Regions from separate parts of the Homo sapiens genome. Here regions 1, 2 and 3 are each linked to region 4. Evidence: read pairs that join two places in POLR2A ChIA-PET (ENCODE). Cell type or tissue: MCF 10A. All regions are shown on one strand. Region 1 overlaps SLC35F3 (solute carrier family 35 member F3). Region 2 overlaps SLC35F3 (solute carrier family 35 member F3). Region 3 overlaps SLC35F3 (solute carrier family 35 member F3). Region 4 has its middle 16 kb from the start of COA6.

What was found. ChIA-PET counts read pairs that join two places held together with the same protein. Peaks named below come from ENCODE experiments on the same cell type or tissue, not always from the same donor. Only the 100,000 strongest peaks of a DNase experiment are listed, where the experiment ranks them.
Region 1: POLR2A ChIA-PET joins it to region 4 with 5 read pairs; 1 of 35 experiments calls an interaction of 5 or more read pairs at or near these places.
Region 2: POLR2A ChIA-PET joins it to region 4 with 5 read pairs; 1 of 35 experiments calls an interaction of 5 or more read pairs at or near these places.
Region 3: POLR2A ChIA-PET joins it to region 4 with 5 read pairs; 1 of 35 experiments calls an interaction of 5 or more read pairs at or near these places.

What each region holds. Positions count from the first base shown.
Region 1 is chr1:234,184,311-234,188,310 of GRCh38, forward strand. The region is part of intron 2 of SLC35F3 (solute carrier family 35 member F3); the gene reads left to right. Among named protein-coding and RNA genes, the nearest start is that of SLC35F3-AS1, 87 kb to the right of the region's middle. RefSeq lists an enhancer at 3,943-4,000. In MCF 10A, no CTCF peak of the experiment used is centred here; a DNase peak (open chromatin) is centred at 1,901.
Region 2 is chr1:234,238,999-234,242,998 of GRCh38, forward strand. All of the region lies in intron 3 of SLC35F3 (solute carrier family 35 member F3), which reads left to right. Among named protein-coding and RNA genes, the nearest start is that of SLC35F3-AS1, 32 kb to the right of the region's middle. In MCF 10A, no CTCF peak of the experiment used is centred here; a DNase peak (open chromatin) is centred at 1,893.
Region 3 is chr1:234,138,049-234,142,048 of GRCh38, forward strand. The region is part of intron 2 of SLC35F3 (solute carrier family 35 member F3); the gene reads left to right. Among named protein-coding and RNA genes, the nearest start is that of SLC35F3-AS1, 130 kb to the right of the region's middle. In MCF 10A, no CTCF peak of the experiment used is centred here; a DNase peak (open chromatin) is centred at 2,113.
Region 4 is chr1:234,355,442-234,359,441 of GRCh38, forward strand. It overlaps the pseudogene RPS15P2. Among named protein-coding and RNA genes, the nearest start is that of COA6, 16 kb to the right of the region's middle. RefSeq lists enhancers at 1,256-1,375, 1,416-1,515, 1,566-1,675, 1,696-1,745. In MCF 10A, no CTCF peak of the experiment used is centred here; a DNase peak (open chromatin) is centred at 1,520.

The DNA.
Region 1 (4,000 bases), 170 kb before region 4:
TATCATTTCTCTGTGTAAGCTTGATGTTTTCAGTATTCAAACTATTTTATGTGGTTTGTAAAGTTGACAAAACAGTGGCTTCTGGAATGAAGCATGTTTTGAGCCTACACACTGTGAGACCTATGACTTTAATATTTAGCAGTGATAGAGAAAACCACCCAAGGAATGCTTATTTAATGGGCAGGAAATTTTCGAGGCTATGAGACCTGACATTTTGTCTTTTTTGTCAGCGCCGTCCCATAGTGCCTGATGCATGTTGTTTTTCTCATAGAAGGAACGTGGGAATGCTGCCGCAGGCCAGAGCAGGTGGGAGGAGTGTGGAGCCCATCCTGGCTCTGGGATGACCAAAGGCCAGCACACAGTTTCCAGGGCCTCTACATATTTGTTCCTCAAAGGGAACTGAGGACTCAGCTCCGCAGGCCATGGTGGAGAATAGGTGAAAGAGCCCATGATGAATAACTATTTATTGAAAATCTACCACACACGTGACATTGTCCTAGATATGATAGTCCCTTGGTACTCAAAGTGTGGTCCCTAGACAGACCAGCTTTGACATTACCTGACAGCTTATTAGAAATGCAGAATCTCAGGGCCTGCCCCCAGAGAGACTCACTGAGTCAGACTGCATTTTAACAAGATCTTGGGCATTTGTACCACACACTGCATCTGAGAAGCATTCTATGGAGAACACCAAGGTGGGCACAGTCCCTGCGAAAAAGCAACCCTGCAACAGGAGGGAAGCTACATAATCATAATGTTATGAATCTAAACAATACATCGAGGGAGAGTAAAAGACACAGGAATGATTATGAGACAAATACTTGCAGAAGGAGGAGGGAGCTCTACAAGATGGGGTGACCAGGAAAGGCATTCTGGGGTGGGGGTGTACGCTGGTTCTGGGAAGTTGGGTAGGATTAGAGCCAAGGAGAAGGAGAGGACACTTTGGGAGGCAAAACCATCACCAGAGGTGAGAAGGGACACCCGAGATGTGTCCCAGGATCGCTGAATATCCAAATGTGTCTGAAGCCAATCGCATTGCTCAGCTCTTTGCTGGACTCTTCACTACGAGGAGTAGAAAGAGGCAGCCCTGCAGAAAAGTGAATGTTCTAGGAGACTAGCAAATACATTTCATTTTGTAATTTTAAGTTAGGCCATTCCAAAAGGTCTATTTATTATTCATTAATTAGTAGCTTGTGTAGTACCTAAGGCATTAATGCTTCTTCTGGGGTGGAACCCTTGGCTAGCCTGCCTTCACATGGCTGGGGCACTCCAGTGACCTCTGTCCTGGATGCTGAGCTGACTGCTCCTCCCCTGGGGCCACTCTGAAAAGCCATCTCTGCTTTACAGAATACCCAGGGGTGATGGCAGGGACTTGGAAGGGGATACTTAAGGAGTCCTCAAATGTGGACCTAAGGTATTGATTCTGAAGATATTCAGTGCTGTGTTACCATTCATCACATCACCATTTGGATACCCGCTGAATTGCAGGTCTGTGCCAATAATGCATTGATTTTATAATATGTTTGCTCTGTTATTATCCCTGTATGAAGAAGAGATTGTCCCCTTTTGTTTCAAATTCTAACCATTTTTTTATCATCACTCTCTTTGAGCAACTCATGATGTCCTGCTGGTTTTAACGTTCACTGTCTGTAAAAAGATTCCTAGTTTACCTACTGACTGCCATAGGCTGAGTGCCGCGTAGACAGTTTGTCTGAAGGCAGCATTTTAAGGAGGTCCCCACTAACAGAGATAGAAACAGGCACCAGGGAAGGGTTGCTGGCAATATACTCAGCTGCAGCGAATGTTCTTACCTACAGGTGTTTGGAGTGTGATTCACCCAGCAGGGCGCAGATTGACTAAGCAGTCTCATTGCATTAATATCCCTGGCACCTCATTTGAGGTGAGATATGACTTGCTTCAAAGCATTGCTCAAGCATGCAGTGGGCTCCGCTCTGCTGAGTCAGACTCATGATGTTGGCCAAATGCTCCTGGCTTTGGCTGTCAAGACCAAGTGAACTTTAACAACTGACCAGTATTTGTTTTTTAAGGCATGGCCAGCAAACAGAGATTCAGCGGAAGGACTGATGCCAAATTTCAGTGGATGCGTAGCAAACCCTGAGCAAAGGGCTGACTTTGCCCCTCTGCTCTGAGAAGGAGACAAGCTGGGTGCCGTCTCCTAGCCCTGATCTCTCCTCCCAGTCCTTCTGAATTCTTGCCCTAGGCCAACCTGGCACCTCATTTGAGGTGAGATGTGACATGTGCCCTGAGACTCTGAAGTGTCAAGTGGTAGGTGGAGAGGGAGCACATGCCATCAGGATCTCAGATAGTCTGTTCTGTTGACACAACTTGGGTCTGATCATGGGTCCACCATCTTAATAATTATTTTAAATAACACTGGTAGTTGTAGGGACTCCGTAAAGTCAACATGCTGGACCAGGTATCCCATGTACATTAGCTCCTTTAAACCTCACAGCAACCTGCAGGGTAGGTATTATTGACATATTGATGGAATACTATGGGAAGAGGCCCCATAGTGAGCCTGAGACTTCAGAAATGCTCAGGGCTGTGGAGCTCCTTCCTTTTTGGTTGTTGTTGTTTGGTTGGTTCTGATGTGCTCTCACTCTTTGCTTTCTAACCTGGCTCTGCATCCTGTGTCTCTCTCATTCCTCCTTCCCCATCTCAGGTACTCTAGCTTTTCCTGCCCTCCCTTGCACAGCCAGACCTCCTGGCTCTGTGGATCCAGGGGAATTGGCCTGAATCACAGAGAAACTCCCTTATCAGGAAGGGGAAATTGATGATGGGCTCTTGTCAATGTTGATGCTTTCCATCTGCACCTCTTTAGGGATACCAGCTGCTGCCTGCCAGCCCCAGGTGATGTGAAAGGAACAAGCAACCAACCACCACACAGCGGTTTGTAAATTGTATACTATACCTAAAGTTCCCAACCTCCTAGGCGAATGGAAAACCCACCATTCTCACTTGCACAAATGCAAAGTTGTTCAAGAAGTGACTCAAATGGGGAAGAAGAGAGGATCCCAGGCACAGAAGGTATGAAAGAGCAGCTCCAAGGAGAGGGGGGAAAATGGCGGACAGGAGGCAGGACTAAATTGCAGCTTTCACTCGGATGGATAGAGCAGCATGTCGGGAGTCACATTGTGAACTTCTGCTCCAAGAACTACTGCAGGAATATACCAGGAAAGCCAAGAGAATCCACAGACCCTTTGAAGGAAGCGGATTACTCCCGCAGGACCCAGGAGACAGCCCAAATACTGTGCATGCCCAAACTGTGAAAGTGGGAAAGGAGGATCATCCGCCCATGAACGCGTGCCCTCACTGGGGAACCTGAAAGTCCAGATCATGGGAGAAGGATTTGAGCTGAGACAATGTAGACACCTGAGTGAACTACAGAGGTAGAGGAAGCAGCAGGAAAAGCCCTGCAGTCTCTCTGGGTCCCCATGTAAGCCATTTCTGACTTGTCTCACAGGGGTCCCTGGGGAGGGCTGCCAGAGGAACTGGGAAAAGACTACAGGGAGAAGGAAACCTCCAGCTGAACTTTGTAACAATTACAACCAGAGTTTCCTAGCCAGAACTCCGGGTAGGGCATGAATCTGATGTGCAGACTCAACAGGTGGGGAGGCATGAAAGGCCAGGCGCGGTTTCTCAACGCCTGTAATCCCAGCACTTTGGGAGGCCGAGGCGGGCGGATCACGAAGTCAGGAGATCGAGACCATCCTGGCTAACACAGTGAAACCCCGTCTCTACTAAAAATACAAAAAATTAGCTGGGCATGGTGGCACATGCCTGTAATCCCAGCTACTTGGTAGGCTGAGGCAGGAGAATCGCTTGAACCCGGGAGGCGGAGGTTGCGGTGAGCCAAGATCGGGCCACTGCACTCCAGCCTGGGCAACAAGAGCGAAACTCCGCCTCAAAAAAAAAAAAAAAGTCCTGCTTGCTTTCTCAGCCTGGAGGCTGGTAGCCTGGTGCAAGTTCTGAGCCCTGT
Region 2 (4,000 bases), 120 kb before region 4:
GTTTAAGGTGCGGGTTTGAAGAATAACAGCCATTTAAATAACTGCCATATGAGTGTAATTATGACTTTTATGCGGTCATGATACCTGAGGCTGGAATTATCAACAAGGGATTTGGTAACATTTTTAGCTTAAGTGCCATGGTCCCTGTGAATATTTGCAAGATAGATGTGACAGTGAAATCAAAGGTGGGAAGCAATGAAGGATGGTCTCCCAGAGGAGCATCCTTCAACTGGTGGATTTTGAGGATCAGTTAATCTTTGTGCGGGTCAGATGAGAAGGAGGGCCCATGTAGGCGGCATACAAAAGTCACAAGTGTGTACGGATTTGCAGGATGTAACCAGTATGCTCAGGCACCACCCCATCCTATCCCAATGTAAGAAATGTGGAGCCATTTCTTACTTTCCATGTGGTTTTTCATCGAGTCAAGACTAGTAAGCCAGCCGATAGGCACATTGAAACTTAAAAATCTCACCACATTTAGCAAAGGATCATCTGCACAGAGACCTGGAAAGATCAAAAAAGGACTTTGAGGATTCTCTGATCCAACTTATTCATATTATCAATGAGTCCAGAGATGCTCAGAGAAAGGGCAAGAGAGCCCTGTGCTCTGCAGCCTCAGACCTCTCCAGAAATACTACTAGGAAAGAAGTGGGTCAGCGCTATCTGTCCTTATAGGAAGGAACCTGGAGGCGGTGCCTGGGCAGGTTGGAGCAACAGAGGTAGGAGTGCTACTAGCCCATGCTGGGACATTGTGATAGATGATAAGAACATATGCTTGCCATTAGATAGTTTGGGCAGGAAACTCATCTCTTCCTTTATTTGGCAACATGGTCATAGGTAAGTCAACTGAAAGCTCTTAGTCTCAGCTCTTACTTGAAAAAAATGGAGACTTTAATTCCCACTTCCAAAGGTCACTGTGGGATTGAGTGTCCCTCCTGTGGGCTCCCACAGCTTCTGTGTAGATCGTGTTTGAAATGAACAAAATTAAACACGATGGTGTGTAAAAAGTTCTAAACTGTTCTTGGTCCAGGGATTTCCTAACCATCTTTGATTGACTCCTAACGTGGATACCAAAACTCATTCAAACCATGCCTACTGCTCTCTCTAAATCATAAAGTGATGATGATGATGTCATAAAATGATGCTGATAATGATAATGATTATGAGGTCATAAAATGATGAGGGGGAGGGCTGGGCATGGTGGCTCATGCCTGTAATCCCAGCATTTTGGGAGGCTGAGTCGGGCGGATCACTTGAGCCCAGGAGTTCGAGACCAGCCTGGCCAACATGACGAAACCCCGTCTCTACTGAAAACACAAAAATTAGCTGGACGTGGTGGCATATGCCTGTAGTCCCAGCATTTTGGGAGGCTGAGTCGGGTGGATCACTTGAGTCCAGGAGTTCAAGACCAGCCTGGCCAACATGACAAAACCCCATCTCTACAGAAAATACAAAAATTAGCTGGACATGGTGGCACGTCCCTGTAGTCCCAGCTACTTGGGAGGCTGAGATAGGAGAATCACTTGAATCCAGGAGGCAGAGGTTGCAGTGAGCCAAGATCATGCCGCTGCACTCCAGCCTGGGTGACAGAGTGAGACCCTCTCTGAAAAAAAAAAATAAAAAAGCCAAATATGTATATATATAAAATGACAAGGAGGAGGTCCTAAAATGATGATGATGATCATGAGGTCATAAAATAATAATGATGATGATGATAACATAGTAGAACCCCAGGTAACTGAGTCTTCCTCCTTATGAAGATTCAGTTCAGATTAACCAGGTAGCTGATTTGGAGCCCACAGCAAGAAGGACAGCATTGTGCCCTGTCATTGTTTTAGGCTGTTGCAGGAGGAAGGAGCCTTTCTTGGCAGAGATGAACTTTGAGACAAGTCCTGACAGGAGGGGCAGAGAACTGATGTGGAACTTATCATTGTCATGACCTTCCAGGATATGAGCTGAAAGCCAGATGGAAATGTGAGGTGATCCATTTGTCTAGAAAGCAATGTCCTGTCAAGCTCTTGATGCTTTTTATTTTTCTAAAGCTTAAAAGCAAAAAGGAGAAAACATGCTAGTGCCATACAGAAGCTAAAGCAGATGTGTTTCTTTTCTTTCTTTTCTTTTCTGCTGGCACCCCTTTTGCCTTTATTGTATACAAATCCTAGCTAAATTGGAACGACCACCCTGCCCTTCATAGAAACAGACATTATACGGGCTTCCCAAATAACTAACCCACTTTCCTGCCACATGCGGCACAGGGGTACATACAAGTGTTGTACGCACAGGAGGCTCCAGGGATATAGAAAGGAATGAGACCACGTGTGGAGGGAAGGGACCTGAGCTTTGACTCAGGCTTGTTCCAGTTCTCAGATCCACTGTTTACACCCCACATGACTTTGGGTAAGTTATTTGTAAGGGCTCCTGCAGCTTCCGTTTTCTCATATTTAAAAATGGATCCAGGACAGCCGCGGTGGCTCACTTCAGTAACCCCAGCACTTGGGAGGCAGAGGCGGGTGGATCACCTGAAGTCAGGAGTTCAAGACCAGCCTGACCAACATGGCAAAACCCCATTTCTACTAAAAATACAAAATTAGCTGGGCATGGTAGCACATGCCTGTAATCCCAGCTACTTGTGAGGCTGAGGCAGGAGAATTGCTTGAATCCGGAAGGTGGAGGTTGCAGTGAGCTGAGATTGTACCATTGCACTCCAGCCTGGGCAACAAGAGTGACACTCTGTCTCAAAAAAAAAAAAAAAAAAAAATGGAGACAATAATGCCTGTTTACACGGTGGGCTACAAGGTTTGGGGTGCAAATCAGCTCGCCTGGAACATGGCCCTGGGTCAGTGCTGCAGTAACAGTGGTCACTGGTACCCCTGCTGCTGGTCAATGATTACCCGAGTGGTGATTATTATTGCTGTTCATCATCCAGTCTTCCTTGATGGCCTTTCTGCACATGCCATATTTCTTTGGGTAATAATCCATTTCTAATTGAGCCACAGGGTAAAGGCTTTTTGGCACTGGCATTCTCTCCCATATTATTTTGTGATATCACATTCCACATAAGCTTTGCTTGGCTAATGAAACAGGAGCCAGTGGGAACAGGAATCGTGGGAAATTGCTATGCTGGATTTTTAAACCAAAATCAAATCACATGCTTTTGGATAGCCAGTGTCTGTGCTAAGTGCTCCATAAGTCAGCCTCCAGTTCACCAGAATGCAGCTGTGTCTACTTCAAGCATGAACCAGAACAGATGGGGCCACATGCCTACCCCATCTTGGGCCAGGCCTCCCTTCCACCCGCTTCCCAGCCTGCTCTAGATCTGGTCCTGAAAGAGAAGGGGGCTCCACAAGGAGGGTCCCTAGGAAACTTCCTCTGATGCGTTTTCCAGCCTGGGTCATCCCATTCAAAGAGAGGTTCCAGCTGTGAGTGGGTTCACTGTGTCTTTCAGCTGGTGAACTTGTTCTCGGAAAGCTCTTAATTATTTAAAGTGCGTATTGGTTTTTGTGGCCACACCTCATACTGTCTAGCTGAGTTCGTTAAAAAAGACAAAAAATCCAATTGGCCAGAGGAATCTCCCTTTTCTGATATTTGGGCAAGTTCTATTCATATGCTTCCTGGATCATTTAAAATACAACTATACTAATTACATACACCTCCTAGGCTGGATTCTTTGTTGAGCAGAGAGAAAACAAAGATGATTTATGTACTTAATGTAACATTCAGGAGTGCATCAGAAGCATTTCACGCTTTTCTTACCTAAGTGCCTTATTTTATGACACTTACATTTAATGAGTTACTCTCAATCATATATACTTTATTAATTTATGACAAAATAAATTAAAAGCACTGGATATTAAAGCTCCCTTGTTGCAGGAACACATCATTAGAAACACTAGATAGCATTATTTTGCTACATGTTTCTCAGGGAAAAACAGAAGAGAACTTTGTCAAAGAAAGACTTTAAGTGTTTCACCAACAAAATGGAGACAGGCTTATCAGTATT
Region 3 (4,000 bases), 220 kb before region 4:
GAAGCATTTGCTGCTTAGATATTCTTCACAGTAAGCAGGAGTAATACCATGTCTGTGTACTTTGGAGTCAGACCTGAAGTTCAGTTTCAACATCTATCTTAAAAACAACTTTAGGTTACACTATATAACATTGCCACTTTTGTAGGTTAAAATAAATTGCATATTGTCAATTTTGTATGGCTGTATCTCTATAATACTTATCTCAGAAGTTGTGGTGAGGATTAAATAAGACAATACACCTGAAACTACATTACTTTCCCTTTCAATGGATCTTCAGTTAATACTGGGGCTTCTCGGTTTCCACCAGCCCATTCTGGCAGAGGAGGAGGAGGGTCAATGGTTCTCAGATACCTTCCAGCAAAGAAGGGGTAAATATATGCACACTCAAGACCAGCTTTTCCTCTTCCTCACTGAGAAGGACCAAGAGAAGAGGTGCTGAGGGCACAGTTTCAATTTATGTGGATTTGGCAGGGAGAGTTTATACCAAAACACACAGAATCAAGAAGTGAACTTGTTTTTGTTTTACAGACAGAGTCTTGCTCTGTCATCCAGGCTGGAGTGCAGTCATAGCTCACGGCAGCCTTGACCTCCTGTGCACAAATGATCCTCCCACCTCAGCCTTCCAAGTAGCTGTGATTATAGGTGTGCGCCACCATGCTTAGCTAATTTTTTATTTTTACTTTTATAGAGATGGGTGTCACTATGCTGCACAGGCTGGTCTTGAACTCCTGGCATCAAGTGATTCTTCCTCCTCAGCCTCCCAAAGTGTTGGAATTATACAGGCGAGAGCCACTGCCCCTGGCCTTGTTGCTTTGGAAGAAAGAATATAGCCATTGTTTAAGAGCCTTGACTCAAGCCAAACAAATCCTACTCTTCTCCGTCTTCATCTCAGTTTTGTCATCTTTCTGGTGTGATGCTACTTGTTTCTTGAGGCTGTTGTGAGGATTAAAGAGTTTTGCAAAGCATTTTTGGTAGTGACTATTTGTACAGTAAGCACTTATATACAGTACCTCTTGACTGTGGCTACTGTTGACTTTTGTTTAGGCAAAGTGGCACTGAGGTCAGACAGACTGAGGAAGACAACCTCTTTATGTCCTTCTAACAACCCTATATGATTCCCAAAGTGGCCATTTCTTCTAAGGTGGGTAAAAGTTGGTGGTCACAAGACTAAACTCTATTACTTTATTATTAGATGTAGTTGCATGTAGTTGTTCCTTTCTTGAGACATTAGGAAAAAATGTTTAAGAAATGTAGTATGTTATCACTGATATCTCTTCCAGGACATGGTGGGATAGGTGTAGAAGGCTCAAATGGACAACGCAAATTGTAGCTCCACTTCTTCCTGAAATAATACTGTAGATCCCAAAAAGATAGACACATTATACTTTTTAAAAATCCTCTAAGTAAAGGCACTCTACAATAGTCTATGAAAATGTAATATGGGACACACTTATAGTTTTTATATCGTCCTTTTACATAAAATTGTTCCTTTCCCATGCGTAAAAAAGAATACAGTCGTCCCCACTTATCCTTGGTTTCACTTTCCATGGTCAAGTTGCCCGTGGTCAAGTGCGGTCAGACAATATGACATCACTAGTCTTGTAAAATAAGGGTGACTTGGCCCGGTGCGGTGTCTCACACCTGTAATCCCAGCACTTTGGGAGGCCGAGGTGGGCGGATCATGAGGTCAGGAGTTTGAGACCATCCTGGCCAACATGGTGAAACCCCGTCTCTACTAAAAATACAAAAATTAGCCAGGCATGGTGGCACACGCCTGTAGTCCCAACTACTCAGGAGGCTGAGGCAGGAGAATCGCTTGAACCCGGGAGGCAGAGGTTGCAGTGAGCCGAGATGGTGCCCCTGCACTCCAGCCTGGCAACAGAGCGAGACTCCATCTCAAAATAATAAAATAAAATAAAATAAAATAAAATAAAATAAAATAAAATAAAATAAAGTAAGTGACTTGAACACAAGTACTGAGATACTGCAACTGTCTATCTGATAGCAGATCTGGCTACTAAGTGACTAATGGGCAGGTAGTGTATACAACATGGATATGCCGGACAAAGGGGTGATTCACATCCTGGGCAGGATGGCAGAGATCCTCTCGCACTACTCAGAACAGAGCACAATTTTAAACCTATGAGCCGTTTCTGGAATTTTTCCATTTACGTCACAATGCCTATGTTATTTATCTCATCTCATTTCATCTCATCACGCAGGCATTTAATCATCTCGCATCATCACATGGAAGAAGGGTGAGTACAGTACAATTAGATATTTTGAGAGAGAGAATATATTCACATAAATTTTATTATAGGATATTATTATATTTGTTCTATTTTACTATTAGTTCTTGTTAATCTCTCTCTGTGCCTAGTGAATAAATTAAACTTTATTATAGGTAAGTATGTATGTGGGAAAAAAACATAGTAGTTGCAGGATTCGGTACTGGCCAGTTTCACCCATCCAGTGGGGGGTCTTGGAACATATCCCCATAGATAAGGGTGTCTACTGTAGTGGAATGATATCCTCTGATCTGCTTCTCCCCATTCAATCTAGACGCTTAGGCTTCGGTAAATCACACAAAAGTTCAGAAACGGCAGACGAACACTCAGGGGGATGCTCATAATAAAAATTCGGCAATGGAAACTATGCGATGTATTGTCTTACTCACCCCTCCTTTGTATATCTCGAAGTCAGGTTCAAGGCAAGCTACGGAACCTCCTTGCTCATTTAAAAAATAAAAAGAGGCTGACCCTGTTTATCTCACAGGCCTACCCTGGTAAATTTTGCCCAAATGAAATTCAATTTAAGCCTCAAGTTGCCAAGGAGTCACCATTCTCCTGGGTTGGCAAAAGGGTTTACTTATAGAATCCTTGATGTGTATGCTTGAAAATTTCAAAGAGAGAAGAATGACAAGGGTCATGGCAGCTGTTAATTGGACTAGATTACATTTATCATTAGGCATTTTCCACAGGGTATCAATCTAATTATGGAGCGACCATGTAGTGGAACAAAGATCATTTTTCAAAGCAGTCACTGAGGATGGGCCCTGCAGAATGACAGTCAGCCTCTTCTTGTTTGACATGCAGATGGTGTCCTCCCTGGCATTTTTATTGGGTAATATATTACCATAAGAAGGTCTATGATAAGTGAAAAAGTAAAACTTGGGATAATTAGGGAGTTTTATAAGCTAATGAGTCATGTCCTTTCAATAGCTTCTTGGAATGTTCAGTATGGCTCCAGCTCTACATGGTGCATGTGGAGACCCGGGCCCTAGACCCTGCCCCTCACAGGTCCTGCATGGTGAACAACTCCCCTTTCTCCCCCTTTTTTAAAACTTTACTAAGGGTTAATTGGTATACAAAAAGTTTCACATATTTCGTACATACTTCTTGATGAGTTTGGATATATACATACACCTGTATGTAGACATCACCACAATCAAGGTACTAAACATGTCCACCACCTCCAAAAATTTCCTTGTGTTCTTTTGCGCATTTTGTTTTGTGCTAAGAACACTTAGTCTGATATCTATCCTCCTAACGGTGGCTTTACATTGCCTTTTCAGAGAAATTCCAAGCTACTTCACAAAGGCCTCCTGGTCTACTCAGCCCACCATGTTAGCTTATCTTTGGAGAACTCGCTTCAGCTCACATCAGAGTTCTGCCCATCGGACCACTTGCTAAGTCCTCTCTACCTCCCACACCTTTGCCCATGTTAAACCTTTTGCCTAAAATACTCCTCTGGCTCCTTCTGTATGCCCTTAGCCCTAACTCTTTTGCTTAGATAACACCTACTCATCCTAGGATCTTTTCCTCAAGGCAGCCAGCCCTCCTCACTCATGCCATCCACTGAGAGCACCCAAAGTGCCTTACTGACATATCACTTATTTCACTGTATTGTAATTATCCTTTGTCCCCCATTAGATGCAGCGAAGCGTGCATCTCTCTTCTTCACCACTGTCTCCCCCTCTGCCTGGTAGATGGTAGCCCCT
Region 4 (4,000 bases):
ACTTTGTGGCCAGGCGTGGTGGCTCATGCCTGTAATCCCGACATTAGGGAGGCTGAGGCAGGCAGATCACTTGAGTCCAGGAGTTCGAGACCAGCCTGGCCAACATGGCAAAACCCCATCTCTATTAAAAATACAAACATTAGCTAGGCGTGGTGGTGCATGCCCATAGTCCCAGCTACTCAGGAGGCTGAGGCATGAGAATTGCTTGAACCCCAGATATGGAGGTTGCAGTGAGCCAAAATTGCACCACTGCACTCTAGCATGGGAGACAGAGCGAGACTCTGTCTCAAAAAATAAATAAAAATAAAATAATAAAGAAATAAAAAATGAAATAAACTTTATACATAGACTACTATGATAAAAATAAAACTTAATTCCAAACAAGGTGGCCTTCTTTCCAAAAGCCCTCTGCCTATTGAAAGATAGCTGAGTGAGACTTAATGAGCTCTTCCTTCATATAATGACATTTGCTATATTTGGCCAACTTTCTGCTCCACCATTAAGCCCGATTATCTTTGCTGACACTTAGAGCACATTTACTTTAGATAGGAAATCGAAGGCCAAACAGAAGAGACAAAGTCCCTACCAAGTAAACATGGCCTCTCCCCAGAGTACCACACAAGATAATATATCACATTTTCTATAATAGACCTTAGGGGTTCAAATCCTGGATCTGCCATTTAGTAGCAATGTAATTTTTGACAAGTAATTCACCTCTCTATGTTTATTTCCTGTGAATTGTACCAAGTCTGCGAGGAAATCTATAGGTCATGCCCTACCTTCTTAAGAATCAGCTCTTAAGGAACAGTCATTAGTGTAATGTTAGGCAACAATTTTAGTGAACAGAAATCCCCAGAGCAACCAGAGAAAGCAGAGCACACTCTGTTCTGAGAACTCTTCAGTAAAATAGAAAGCATGTCCTGAACCAGACCCCAGGCCCTTCATTACACTACCCATCTCTGGTACTTGGAAGATCATGAGATAATAGCCTAGGGGCTATAATAGCCCCTAGCCAGAGGCCCATTTACTAACCCCACTGGTATAAATGGAAAAAGTTTTATAATTTAACTCATTAAACTTAATGCAAAAGTATAACATAATTAGGAAACACACCTTTGATTTCTCTAAAGATGAAAATACATCTGGGGATTGAAAATCTATGAGGTGTGAAGGAAAGGAGACAGAATATTAGCTACCACACTTATTTGCATATCTTTTTTTTTTTTTTTTTGGAACCATGTGCGCCTTTATTAGCTGAGCCACTACTTGAGAGGGATGAAGCAGAAGGAGTGGGTGGCGCCGATGCCGGACCGGCATTGCTTTACGGGCTTGTAGGTGATGGAGAACTCGCCCAGGTAGTGGCCAATCATCTCGGGCTTGACCTCCACCTGGTTGAAGGTCTTGCCGTTGTGGACGCCCACCATGCTGCCCACCACCTCGGGCAGGATGATCACGTCCCTCAGGTGCGTCTTCACCACTTCCGGCTTCTCCATGGGCGGCGCCTCCTTCTTGGCCTTGCGCAGGCGCTTCAGCAGGTAGTGCCGCTTCCGCCGCAGGCCCCGGTTCAGCCGCCGCCGCTGGCGCGCACTGTACAGCTGCATCAGCTGTTCGTAGGACATGTCCAGCAGCTGGTCCAGGTCCACGCCGCGGTAGGTGAACTTGCGGAAGGTCCGCTTCTTCTTCTGCTCTACTTCTGCCATCTTGCCGGATCCTCAGAAAGAGCTATTTGCATATCTAAAGGTTGTTTTCCTGATGAAAGCAATCACCATTGTTAACAGATGTGAGCGTAAATGGCTAACCATCATGATCAAGAAAGTTTCAGCTGATAATAAGCTTCAGTATTACTTAGATAATGCTCTTTTATACTATTAATATTCAAGGTATTTATTTAAAACAGACCAATGGATTTCCATGAAAACCTTCTCTATTGCCTAAGTGACTAAGGTTCATGCTGGCACTACTAGATTATTTTAAAATTTTCAGGAAATTCAGGCCTACTTCGATTTTTAAAATCATGCATCCTGGTTAAGTTAAAACTCTATTTCACTCTTCTCCCAGGTCACATTTAAAACGTTTCATATAACCTCAAAAAACACAAGCAAAAAATGAAGTCTCTAATTGAGCTTGTGAATTCTACAACTCTTCCTACTAACCAAGTGGATATTAAAGGGGGTACAAATACCTGAAGGTTTTATGAAGGATTTATTTGATAAAATTCATAATGTATTTAGTTTTCAATCAAGCTTCAAAACATAGAATGATGATTCAAATGTCTGGGACAGGAAAGTCACTGCAATTTCAAGGAACTCACAGTAAGTGTCAAGAGCCTCATCCCTGAGGCTTGGTGAAAGGTTTAAATAAGATAATGAATGTAAATCATGTGTACTGACTACATAGTAAGTAATCAATAATATCTGCTACTATCATTGAAAACTATGGACTGGATGCCATTATACATGGGAGTTCTGTGGTTAGATAAGCATAGCCCAAAGATTCTTAATAATCACCAACCTGGAGGGAAGTCACTGTTAGGGATATGATGAGGGCTATGAATTTTGTATGCTTTGATAGTCTAGTTAGAAAAGCATAATTGAAGATGTCTATCAAACCTGCAGGGGGTGGCAGTGCTAGAAGAGATAATTCCATAGTTTGAATGACAGACTCAAGATCAAAAGGAGCTCAGACTGAGATGATGGGCTATAATAAACAAGATATTTAAGCATGTTATTCTCCTGCTTAATTACTTTCAGTGGCTTTCTGTTGCTGACCACTGAATGCCCTCATGTCTCAGCATGGCATTGAGTACCCTCTACATTAGAACCTTGTCTGGATTTTTTTGGTATCTCCCACCACTACCCTACAGATGCCCATCTCTTTATCTGAGCTTCTTCTTGTTCCCAGATCTTGCCCCTACCGTACTACCTGTTTCTTCTTGCTATAGACTGAATGTTTGTGTTCCCCAACCCCAAATTCATATGCCCAATGTAATCCCCAATGTGAGGGCATTTGGATTGGAGGTAAAGCCTTTGGGAGATAATTAGTTCATGAGGGTGGAGTCCTCATGTATGGAATTCGTGCCCTTATACAGGAGACCCCAGAGAGCTCCCTTGCCTCTTCCACCTTCTGAGGACACAGGAACCAGGAAGCAGGCTCTCAACAGACACCAAATCTGCCAGCTCCTTGACCTTGGACTTACCAGCCTCCAGAACTCTGAGAAATAATTTTTGATTTTTTATAAGCCACCCAGTTTGTATTAGTCTTTCCTACACTGCTATTAAGAACTACCTAAGACTGGGTAATTTATAAAGAAAGAAAGGTTTAATTGACTCACAGTTCCACAGGCTGTACAGGAGGCATGACTAGGGAGGCCTCAGGAAACTTACAGTCGTGGCAGAAGGCAAAAGGGAAGCAAGCGTGTTTTCAGGTGGTGGCAGGAGAGAGAGAAAGAGTAAAGGGGGAAGTGCTGCACACTTTTAAATAACCAGATCTTGTGAGAACTCTGCCACAAGATAGCACTAGGGAGATGGTGCTAAATCATAAGAAACCATCGATCCAATCATCTCCCACCAGGCCCCACCTCCAACGTTCAGATCACAATTCAACAGGAGATTTGGGTGGAGACACAGAGCCAAATCATATCACAGTTTATGGTATTGTTACTGCAGCCTGAACAGGCTAAGATGGTGCCGGCCTGTCTCCCACCTGTTTCTGAACATCCTATTCATCCTGTTTGGCTCAACTCAAAAGTTACTTCCTTCATGAAGAAGTTCCCAGTCCCCCAAAATCAAATAAGCACCAAGTCTGCCCTCGAGTGCCACCTATCTCACACCACTGCCTCATATTGGATGTCTTGGTGACCTTGGTCAGTCCTCTTATTAACTTCCAAGTCTCTTAAAGGCAGGAACTGTTTCCATTATGCAGACTGCATTCTTAAAAGTATTCATGAAACAAATAAATAAATGATATATGTGAAGTCCTCTGTTCGTGGCCAAACCAAAAT